2 separate regions of the Homo sapiens genome follow, and region 1 is linked to region 2. A link is an interaction called in ENCODE POLR2A ChIA-PET data of the cell type or tissue named here. Cell type or tissue: PC-3. All regions are shown on one strand.

Region 1 (5,000 bases), 590 kb after region 2:
TTTATCATCCCAGTTCCCTCTCTTAACTAATGGACAGAGGAGCCATGGTTTAGGAAAAAATTTGTTCTAAAAATTACATGTAGAGGTCGAGACAGGCAGATCACTTGAGGTCAGGAGTTAGAGACCAGCTTGATTGACATGGCAAAACCCTGTCTCTACTAAAAATACAAAAATTAGCCAGTCATGGTGGCGTGCGCCTGTAGTCCCAGCTACTCAGGAGGCTGAGGCACGAGAATCACTTGAAGCCAGGAGGCAAAGGCTGCCGTGACCCAAGATTGTGCCACTCCCACTGCACTCCAGCCTGGGCAACAGAGTGAGACTCTGTCTCGGAAAAAATAAATAAATAAATAAATAAAAATAAAAATTACATGTAAACGGAGTCTGACTTTACCCACGCAGCACCTGGGAGCCACGCTTGACTGAATCAGACCCCTCTTGCCTTTAGGAGAAGTGTTTGATAGTGTTTGATAGTGTGAGATGACCTTGCACCTTCAGCAGGACTATGGCATTCTCAGCAGGGGTGGGCCCCAGGCACGTGGACTGAGGAGATCTGGGCCCTGGCTGTTTCCTGGCTGGCCCTAGCTGCTGCTGCTGTTGCCTCCCAAGGCCAGAGCCATTTTTGAAGGTGACTCCAGGGCACCTTTAAACTTATTAGCAGGCTCTTGGGTTAACTTGGAAGCATCTGTGGCAACAACAAGCAAGTAAACCATGTGAACTTTGGGCTTGTGTTGCAGGCCCTTACCAGAAGCCCACCGTGCGTGTCATCATTTCTCAGCCCTCTGCTGTCTTGGCTTCTGGCTAAGACAATAAACATAAGCCCCAGGTGTTTCTAGTTTACAAAGCATTTCCTCATATTTTGTTCCTTTTGAGCCTCAACAGAGTCTACGGAGATAGTCAAAGCAAGTAACAGCCCCATTTTACAAATGAGGAAACAGGGGCAGAGATGAAGTAAGTGACTTCCTCAAGGTCAGAGCTGTGGCTTGAGGGCAGTTTTCTTCCTCATTGGAGGAACTTACGGACAGGAAGTGAGTGTCCACGACATCACATTCAGTAGGGCAGTCACCCAGCTGTTGATATTCTAGGTTTACAGAGGTGGGAGAGGCTGCCCTTTTGGGGCTGACGGTCGAGCTGAGGCCTCCTGCTACCACCAGGTGTTGGGGCAGCAGCACTAGTTCCCAAGAAATAAAATCAGAACGGTGACTCTCCTTACCTGTGTTTTGAAGAGGAAAGCCGGCTATTGGGGTAAGAGATGGATTACAGCAAGAGAAGGGTAGAAGCGGTGAAGAATTCTGTGGCCTTAGAGCCTTTTTCAGATGTGGAAACAGAAGGCAGAGAGCCTTCATGACCAGCTCCCTGGCTGGTGGCGGAGGTGGGACTGAGTCATTGAGGCCCTCTCCTCTGTCTCAGCTCTAAGTTCAGATGTGATATTCCTTGTGAGGATGGCCGAGTGCTAGTTTTGAACTTGATGCTTAGTTCTAGGTTCCTCTTCAGTGATAATTTTTTTTAATTAGGAGGAGTAGTCACTAACATGCCAAAGGAATACTGAAGTGAAATGGATTCTTTTTGTTTAAACAAAGTTTTAGCCTCAGTATTTCTCTAGGGATAATGAATACCTAGTGAAACTTTTTTTTTTTTTTTTTTTTGCTTGGTGTACTAAAGCCACAATCCAAGGACAAGTCTTGTTTTTTTAAATTCTATATTCAAGGCAGATTATTTCTTAAAATGATTAGATTTATACTGTGGCCCTTTCTCCACAGTAGCTGGGTTCTCCCATTCTGGGCAATACTTTGGAGATTTAGGGGTTAGCTTTCCTCTGTTTTATTTCTGAAGCAGTAACCCTTGGCCTAGCCTTACATATAAACACCCCACTGACTACCTTCTATTTATCTTTTCTTTGCAAAGCCCTCATTTCCATCACCCCGTCTGTTCTGCACCTGTCCCGTCTTAGGCTTCAGGATGGAATTGGTTCCTCGACTCAGGTAGCTGCTTAAGCAGTAAGGGAGGAGCCAGCTATTCCTGCAAAGCAAAACCAAAAACAAACAAAAAACCTAAAACTGATCAGGAACTCATACATGTACATCTTGTCTGCTCCATTTCCATACCGGCTCCTCCCCACAGTATTCATGATTTTGGCAGACCTTTGCTACCTGCCTGTCAGATGCCAGGCCTTGTGCTGGCTATTGAAGATTCCGAGTTGAGTAATTCACTGTCCCTGCCTTCAAGGAAGTCTCAGCCTGGTGTGGTGAGACAGATAAACAAATAGATACAATAACCTGTTAAAGGTACAGTCATAGCAGGGTAAGAAGGGGTCATTTCTACGTTGGAGGTGGGTGTGGTGTGAAGTGTCAGGAAAGAATTCCTCTAGATGACCCTTGTGCTGAGCCCCTAAAATGACTCTATTCCTGGTAGAGGGAGCAATTAGGTTTTTGGGATTTGTTTTAATGGCAGTTTGTTGAGAGAGGAGACAAGTGGTCTATAGGAAGGCCTTGCTACATTAACTTAACATTTTGTTTGAATAGATAATACATGTACAAAGTACAACACTCAATATAGTAAAAGGGAATATATGCAGTTAAAAATTTTTTTTCTCCTTCCCCGTTAACCACTCAGTTCCCCTCCCTGAAGGCGACCATTAGTTACCAATTTCTTTTTTTTTTTTTTTTTTGGTGTGTGTGTGTGTGTGTGTGTGAAACAGAGTCTCATTCTGTCACCCAGGCTGGAGTGCAGTGGCACAATATCGGCTCACCACAACCTCCGCCTCCTGGGTTCAAGCGATTCTCCTGCCTCAGCCTCCTGAGTAGCTGGGATTACAGGTGCCCGCCACCACACCTGGCTAATTTTTGTATATCTAGTAGAGACGGGGTTTCACCGTTTTGGCCAGGCTGGCCTTGAACTCCTCACCTTGTGATCCACCCGCCTCGGCCTCCCAAAGTGCTGGGATTATAGGCATGAGCCACTGTGCCCGGCAGTTACCAATTTCTTATGCTTTATTCCAGGTGAGTTTTTCCGTGCTTATAGGGGTGTGTGTGTGTGTCTGTCTTTCAAAAATACATGCATATACCCAGGTTATTTTTTTCACATACTAATTTTAGAAGTCATTCCATATTAGCACAGGTTGAATTGCCCTGTTCTTTTTAAACCTCTGTACGGTATTCCATTATATTGGGTGTACTATAACTTATTTAAGTATACTCCCCTTTCATGAACTTTTAGGTTACTTCAGTCTTTTGCCTTTACAAACAATACATGAATATCTTTCATATATGTCATTGCACATGTGATTTCTTAGGGCACATTCTAGAACTGATAAGTCAGAGTATATGTGCATTTTTTTGGAATAGTTATTAACAAGTTGCTCTCCGAAGGATTCTATATTGATTATAAAATGCTAGCCAGGCAGAGTGGCTCATCCCTCTAATTTCAGCCCTTTGGGAGGCTGAGTTAGGAGTATCACTTGAGGCCAGAAGTTTGAGAGCAGCCTGGGCGACATAGTGAGACATCCTCTCTCTTTAAAAGAAAAAAAAAAAAAGTTAGGTGTGGTGGCGTGCTCCTATAGTCCCAGCTGCTTGGGATGCTGAAGCAGAAGGATTGCTTGAGCCCAGAGGTTCAGGTGAGCTGTGCTCACACCACTGCATTCCAGCCTGGATGACAGAGTGAGACCCTGTCTTTTAAAAAACAACCAAAAAACGCCAAAAAACTAAATTTAAGATTCTTTACCATTTGGCCGGCCCCACTGCTCTTCCCTTGCCTGTCCCCTCACACCCCACCAAAATCCTCTAAAATCCCTGCCAGTATGATCTTCCTAAATGAGTTTAGTCTTATAATTTCCCTGTTTAGAATCCTTGTAAGGGTAAAGTTTAAACCCCTCTGCTTAGCCCCTGCCTCCAGCCTCTGCCAGGAGTAATGTGCTCCCATAGTACTCTGATCCACTTGTATTTGGTGCTTCCTTTTTTTTTTCTTTTCCTTCCTTCCTCCTTTCCTTTCCCTTCCTCTTCCTCTTCCTCCATTCTTCCCTCCCTCCGTCTTCCTCCATTCTTCCCTCCCTCCCTATTCCTCCATTCTTCCCTCCCTCCCTCCCTCTCACATCCTTTAGGACTCAGCATCACCTCCTCTAGGCAGTCTTTCCTGACTACCACCACTTATGCACAAAACACCTAAGCACTACCTTATGTGGCCTCATTTATTCACTGCTTAAATATTTTTTATACACGTGCTGTGATGTGGCACATGCAGGTGTCATTCTTGATGATCCACTGGTTATTGCCTTGAGGGGATGACAACTGCCCGGTAGGGTTACCTGGTGTGACTGCACCTAAAACAGCAATACCAAAGGGCCCATTGCCAGTTCTGTCACTGACCAGCTGGGGCCTCTGAGTATATCCCTTAACCACTTTGGACCTTAATTTGGCATCTGTCAAATGAGATGGTGGAACTTGAGGAACTCTAAGGCCCCTACTGTGCAGGTCTTATTAATGATTACAACAGCAGCAGCAGCCAGTGTTTACTGAGGACTTACAAAGCACCAAGCACTTTGCCAGGCACTTTGTCTATCCTAATCCTTACATCAACTCTACGAAGTTAGTATGGTTACTATCCCTATTTTACAGATGAGGAGACTAAGGCTAAGAGAGGTTATATGACTTGACCACAAGGTCATAATAAAGAAACAGATTTGAATCCAGGCATTCTGACTTTACTGTTCTTAGCCACATAAATGGGCACACATTCGACACACAGTTTTGTGTACTGTTTGGTGGTCACTCACAGACTCCATCCCAGACCTCTGCATGAACCATCCCTGTTCTACAGTTTTAAAGGCTCAAACTGGAGTCTGGGTGAAACCTGGGGACAGAAGACTGCTATAGTCACAATTATTAGAGGGAAATGGGTGAGGACCAGTGGCCAGCTCTGTTCATGAACCTTTGACAATTCTCACAGAGAGTCTTGCTTTGGACAGAGACAACTTACGTTGCTGTTTTCAGTTACCCTCTTTAGGAGGG
Region 2 (5,000 bases):
TATTACTACCCAGCTCCTACATTTTCCCTTCAGGAATGAAAGTCATAACACTGAAAGTTAGTTTGCATTTGAGCTCTGGAATGTATTAAGCTGAGGTAGACTGTTCATTCCTGAAGCCTGGAGTAATGGAGTGAAACACAGGATTAAGAGGCAGGAGTCTTGAGTAGGGGTTCCCACTGACTCCTAGTTAGTGGGTGATGCGCAGCTCCTTCCTCTAAACAGTAAATTAGATGGGTCTCATCCAATCCTAAGATTCAGAGCAAAACAAAACCTTCACTCCAGACACACAGTACAGCACTTCAGCAGTAAGGGGAGCAGGTAGGAACCCCAGACCTGTCATTTCCTGTGGCCCTGAGCAAATGACCTCACACTTGAAAGCCTGTTTCTCATATGTGTAAATGAGAATGATACCAAAGCCCATACCCAACACCAATAAATGTGATGTTTTCTCTTTCATTTGGCAATTGAATGCCTCAACCAGAATGTTAAAACCCACCCTCAGAGAAACTTCTGAACATTATAAGTACTGACCGTTCCTATTATCTTGGTCCTAATCCTTAGTATTAATATATAAATTCCAACCATTTGTGAAATTGGTAATCTCTTTACACTGGAAAGTTAACAACTCAGAAGTGAATCAATGAAAAACCAACTTCCTGTTACATGTTAAATGTGGCAGCCGGGCGTGGTGGCTCAAGCCTGTAATCCTAGCACTTTGGGAGGCCGTGGCGGGTAGATCACTTGAGGTCAGGAATTCGAGACCAGCCTGGCCAACGTGGTAAAACCCTGTCTCTACCAAAAATACAAAAATTAGCTGGGCGTGGTGACAGGTGCCTGTAGTCCCAGCTACTCGGGAGGCTGAGGCAGGAGAATTGCTTGAACCCAGGAGGAAAAGGTTGCAGTGAGCCGAGATCGCGCCACTGCACTCCAGCTTGGGTGACAAGAGCGAAATCCTGTCTCAAAAAAGAAAAAAAATACATATATATATATATGGCTAGACATGTCTCATAATCGGGCAAAGTTCATGAGAAAGAGCCAGGCGTGGTGGCTCACACCTGTAATCCCAGGACTTTGGGACGTCAAGGCAGGAGGATCGCTTGAGCCCAGGAATTTGAGACCAATCTGGACAACATGGCAAAACCCCGTCTCTACAAAATACAAAAATTAGCCAGGAGTGGTGGTGTACACCTGAAGTCCCAGCTACTCAGGAGCCTGAGATGGGAGGATCACCTAAGCCTGGGGAGGTTGAGGCTGCAGTGAGCCATGATCGTGCCACTGTACTCCAGCCTGCTGGGTGACACAGTAAGATCCTGTCTCAAAAAAAAAAAAAAAAGGAAAGAAAAGAAGGAAAAGAAAGGAAGAAGTGAAGAGACAAGACGAGAGATGAGACAAATATTTTCCTCTCCATGCACAGTGAAGTTTAGCTTAAGGGGCTGCTGAGAAAAAGGATGCAGTTCAATTCTTATTCAAACATCATAAAAATGGAAAGCAATTAAGTGACAAGTGTTTGGGTTACACAAGTGATCATGATACGCTTTTATTTTTGGGAAAGGGTCTCACTCTGTCACCCATGCTGGAGTGCAGTGGCATGAACATGGCCCACTGCAGCTTCAATCCTGGGCCCAAGTGATCGTCCCACCTCAGCCTCCCGAGTAACTGAGAGCACAGGCAGGCACCACCATGCCTGGCTAATTTTTAAATTTTTCATAGAGATGGGGTTTCCCTGTGTTGTCCCTGACAATAGGGACTCTTCTCCTAGCCAGGAAGGTGGCAGTAAAGGACAAGGACAGAAAGAAGGGGGAGTAGAGAGAGAAAAGCAGGTCTCAGGCTGGACCAGAATGTGGTGGCTAACGCTCTTTGAGCCACTGATCCTCTCAGAAATAGCAGGCAGGAAAGTGACATTTATTAAAATAGGAGTTAGGCACAGGTAATTCACAAGGCACTCCTGGGTGGTAAGTCACTGTCAGCACCCTCACTTTCCAGATGGGAGACAGAACCAAGGGTCGAGACTCAGCGGCCTTTCAGGATAACGTAAGTGCAGGGTGAGGCAGTAATTCCAATTGAGATGAGGCCAGCATGGCCATTGGTCTCATCCTTCTCCTTACCACCTGCCTTCCTGCAATGCTTAGTGCCATGCCATTCCCAGCCAGACTGTGAATGGGGATGACACCTGTGAGACAGCAAAGCTGAGGACTCCAGAGCTTTTTGCTTTCCTTCTCACTATGATCATCTGTACATACTTAATGTTTCAAAGGGCTAAATGTGCCTCCTGGTGGAAGAGGGTTCAGATCCCATGCAAACTAGGGAGCAGTGAGCTCCATAGTTCAGTCTGGATAACCTCACAGATAAAACACTTTTTTCTCTTTTTCCTCTGAGAACTTGGCTAGTTTGCAACATATGACATTTAGGGCAAGGACTTCAGTTGACTAAACAATAAATAGGGAGATTTATCACAGAAGCATCCCAGAGTGCACACTCAAGCAGGAATTCCTCTTGTAAAGGAGATACCCAAGCAGAAAGCTCTCTGAGAAACAGAATGACGTCAACAGGCCCGGAGAGGACACGTTACAGAGTCAACCCATTAGTCATCAGCCAAAGGAGAAGGGAAAGCAATGCAAGGGACTGGGCCATTTCAATGACTGCCCTACTGAAAGGATAGAATCCAGCAGCAGAATCAGGATGCTTGCTGCCTTCCCACCAGCATGGCAAATGTGGTGGTGACTGGGAAGAACAAAGGGCAGGGCTCTATCCTAGCTTTGCCACCAATTAGCTGTGTGACCTTGGACAGTTAATTTATAATTTAAATCTCATCATCTGTAAAACGAAAAAGTAAAAATGATTTCCTCATTCTAGCCCCACGGGGAAATGTGTGCTGCAATGAAAGTCAGCTCTGATCCACAAGACCAGCAAAGCCTAAATCAAGGAAGTTGGACTAAGGGCAAATAAAAATACTGACCTACATGCCAATATTATATTTCTTTTTTTTTTTGGAGACAGAGTCTCGCTTTGTCACTCAGTCTGGAGTGCAGTGGCACAATCTTGGCTCACTACAACCTCCGCGTCCTGGGTTCAAGTGATCCTCCTGCCTCAGCCTCCTGAGTAGCTGAGACTACAGGCACACACCACCACACCCGACTAATTTTTGTAGTTTTAGTAGAGACAGGGTTTCACCATTTGGGCCAGGCTGGTCTCGAACACCTAACCTCAGCTGATCCACTTGCCTCGGCCTCCCAGAGTGTAGAGATTACAGGCGTGAGCCACCACGCCTGGCCTCAATATTTTATTTCTGACAGCTGCCCCCTGCCATGAAGTACAATTTGATTTAGCTCTGGATAGTTATTTTTTTAAGAACAAAAGAAAATGAAAATTATGAAATAAAATAATCACAATTTTTATTTTTTTCTCTGAAAACTCTCAGGTTTTCAAAGTCATTTTAATAAAAAAATTGAGGATTTTTTTTTTTTAAACAAGGGTCTCACTCTGTTGCCTAGGCTGGAGTGCAGTGGTGGGAACATGGTTCACTGTAGCACGACCTCCTAGGTTCAAGCAATCCCTCAGCCTTAGCCTCCCAAGTAGCTAAAACCACAGGTATACACTAATTTTTAAATTTTTTGTAGAGACCACGTCCCACTATGTTGCCCAGGCTGGTCTCAAACTCCTGGGCTCAAGTGATCCTTTTGCCTCAGCCTCCCAAAGTACTGGGATTACAGGTGTGAGCCACCACACCCAGGCAAAATCGAGGTATTTTAGCTTTTGGCAGGAACATCACCTATTCTTACTTAAAAGTCATTATCTCAGGGACCTCAAGAATTAATCATTTACCGTGAATTCTCATTTTCTCAGATGTGGAAAAAATGGTACTAGCAACTGGAATACAAGTGATGGGCAGTGGGTCATCCTTCTGTGGACACAGGCCAGGCTAGGACCCACTTTTGCAGTTATAAAAACATTTCCTGGTAGAGGTGAGTTCATTCAGCCAATGTGCAAATGATCCAAGTATTTAGTATTCATACCCAAGTAGCCTCAATTACAACCACATGCAGTAGTTTTTGTGATATATCCTGAGACAATTTAACTATGATTCTGGCAATCAGTAGTTTTATCCATGCCATATTAGGATGGCAATTAATGCAAAGTACATACAAAGTAACTGAGGGCATAGTGGCTCTCCTAACCTCCAGATGAGGTTTGGAAAACAGAATACATTATACTCAAGGCCAAAGGCTTTTGAAAATGTTGCAGCATACAAGGTAGTGTCTAGAAGACAACCTCTGTTTCAAAGCCTAGTGATTAGTTTAAAAAAATGGTTCCAAGCCAGGTACAGTGGTGCATGCCTGTAGTTCCAGCTACTTTGGGGGGCTCAGGCAGAAGGATCGCTTGAGCCCAGAAGTTTGAATCCAGCTTGGGCAACACAGCAACACCCTGTCTCTAAAAAAATTTTTTTAATGAAAAACTAAATGGTTCTGAAAAGAGCATTTTAAATCACCTTTCTTTCTTCTTTTTTTAAAATTTATTTATTTTTATTTTTTATTTTATTTTTTAAGATGATGTCTTGCTATGTTCTCCAGGCTGGCCTCAAACTCTTAGGCTGAAGTGATCCTCCTGCCTCAGCCTCCCAAGTAGCTGGGACTACAGGTACTGTCACTATGCCTGGCATCACTTTTTAATATCAGCTTTCTAATATTTTGTAATATGTTAAAATCTGAGAATTCTGATAGACCTTTAGTATGTTTAAATATGAGGTCCTACATAAATTGTTCTAGTTTCTTCTAATTATAAATTGTGAGAATTTCTCTAAAAGGACAGAAGGGGAAGGTGCCTCACCTTGATAATCTTTTCTACACCAGAAGAGCAGATCATGTAGGTGTGGGGATTAAATCGGACTTGGTTAACAATAGATCGATGCCCTTTCAGCACCATGAAGGCTCCGTTGACCACCCTACCAATGCCACCTGGGAAAACAGAAGGAAACAAAAATCAGATGATGAAATGAATGAAAG

What was found. ChIA-PET counts read pairs that join two places held together with the same protein. Peaks named below come from ENCODE experiments on the same cell type or tissue, not always from the same donor. Only the 100,000 strongest peaks of a DNase experiment are listed, where the experiment ranks them.
Region 1: POLR2A ChIA-PET joins it to region 2 with 5 read pairs; 1 of 35 experiments calls an interaction of 5 or more read pairs at or near these places.

What each region holds. Positions count from the first base shown.
Region 1 is chr14:69,652,125-69,657,124 of GRCh38, forward strand. The region is part of intron 1 of SUSD6 (sushi domain containing 6); the gene reads left to right. Among named protein-coding and RNA genes, the nearest start is that of SUSD6, 43 kb to the left of the region's middle. In PC-3, no CTCF peak of the experiment used is centred here; a DNase peak (open chromatin) is centred at 2,207; H3K27ac peaks cover 1,946 bases.
Region 2 is chr14:69,057,560-69,062,559 of GRCh38, forward strand. DCAF5 (DDB1 and CUL4 associated factor 5) reads right to left here. Exons shown (of 9, transcript NM_003861.3): 8 at 4,825-4,952. Among named protein-coding and RNA genes, the nearest start is that of ACTN1-DT, 80 kb to the left of the region's middle. In PC-3, no CTCF peak of the experiment used is centred here; a DNase peak (open chromatin) is centred at 2,542; H3K27ac peaks cover 1,116 bases.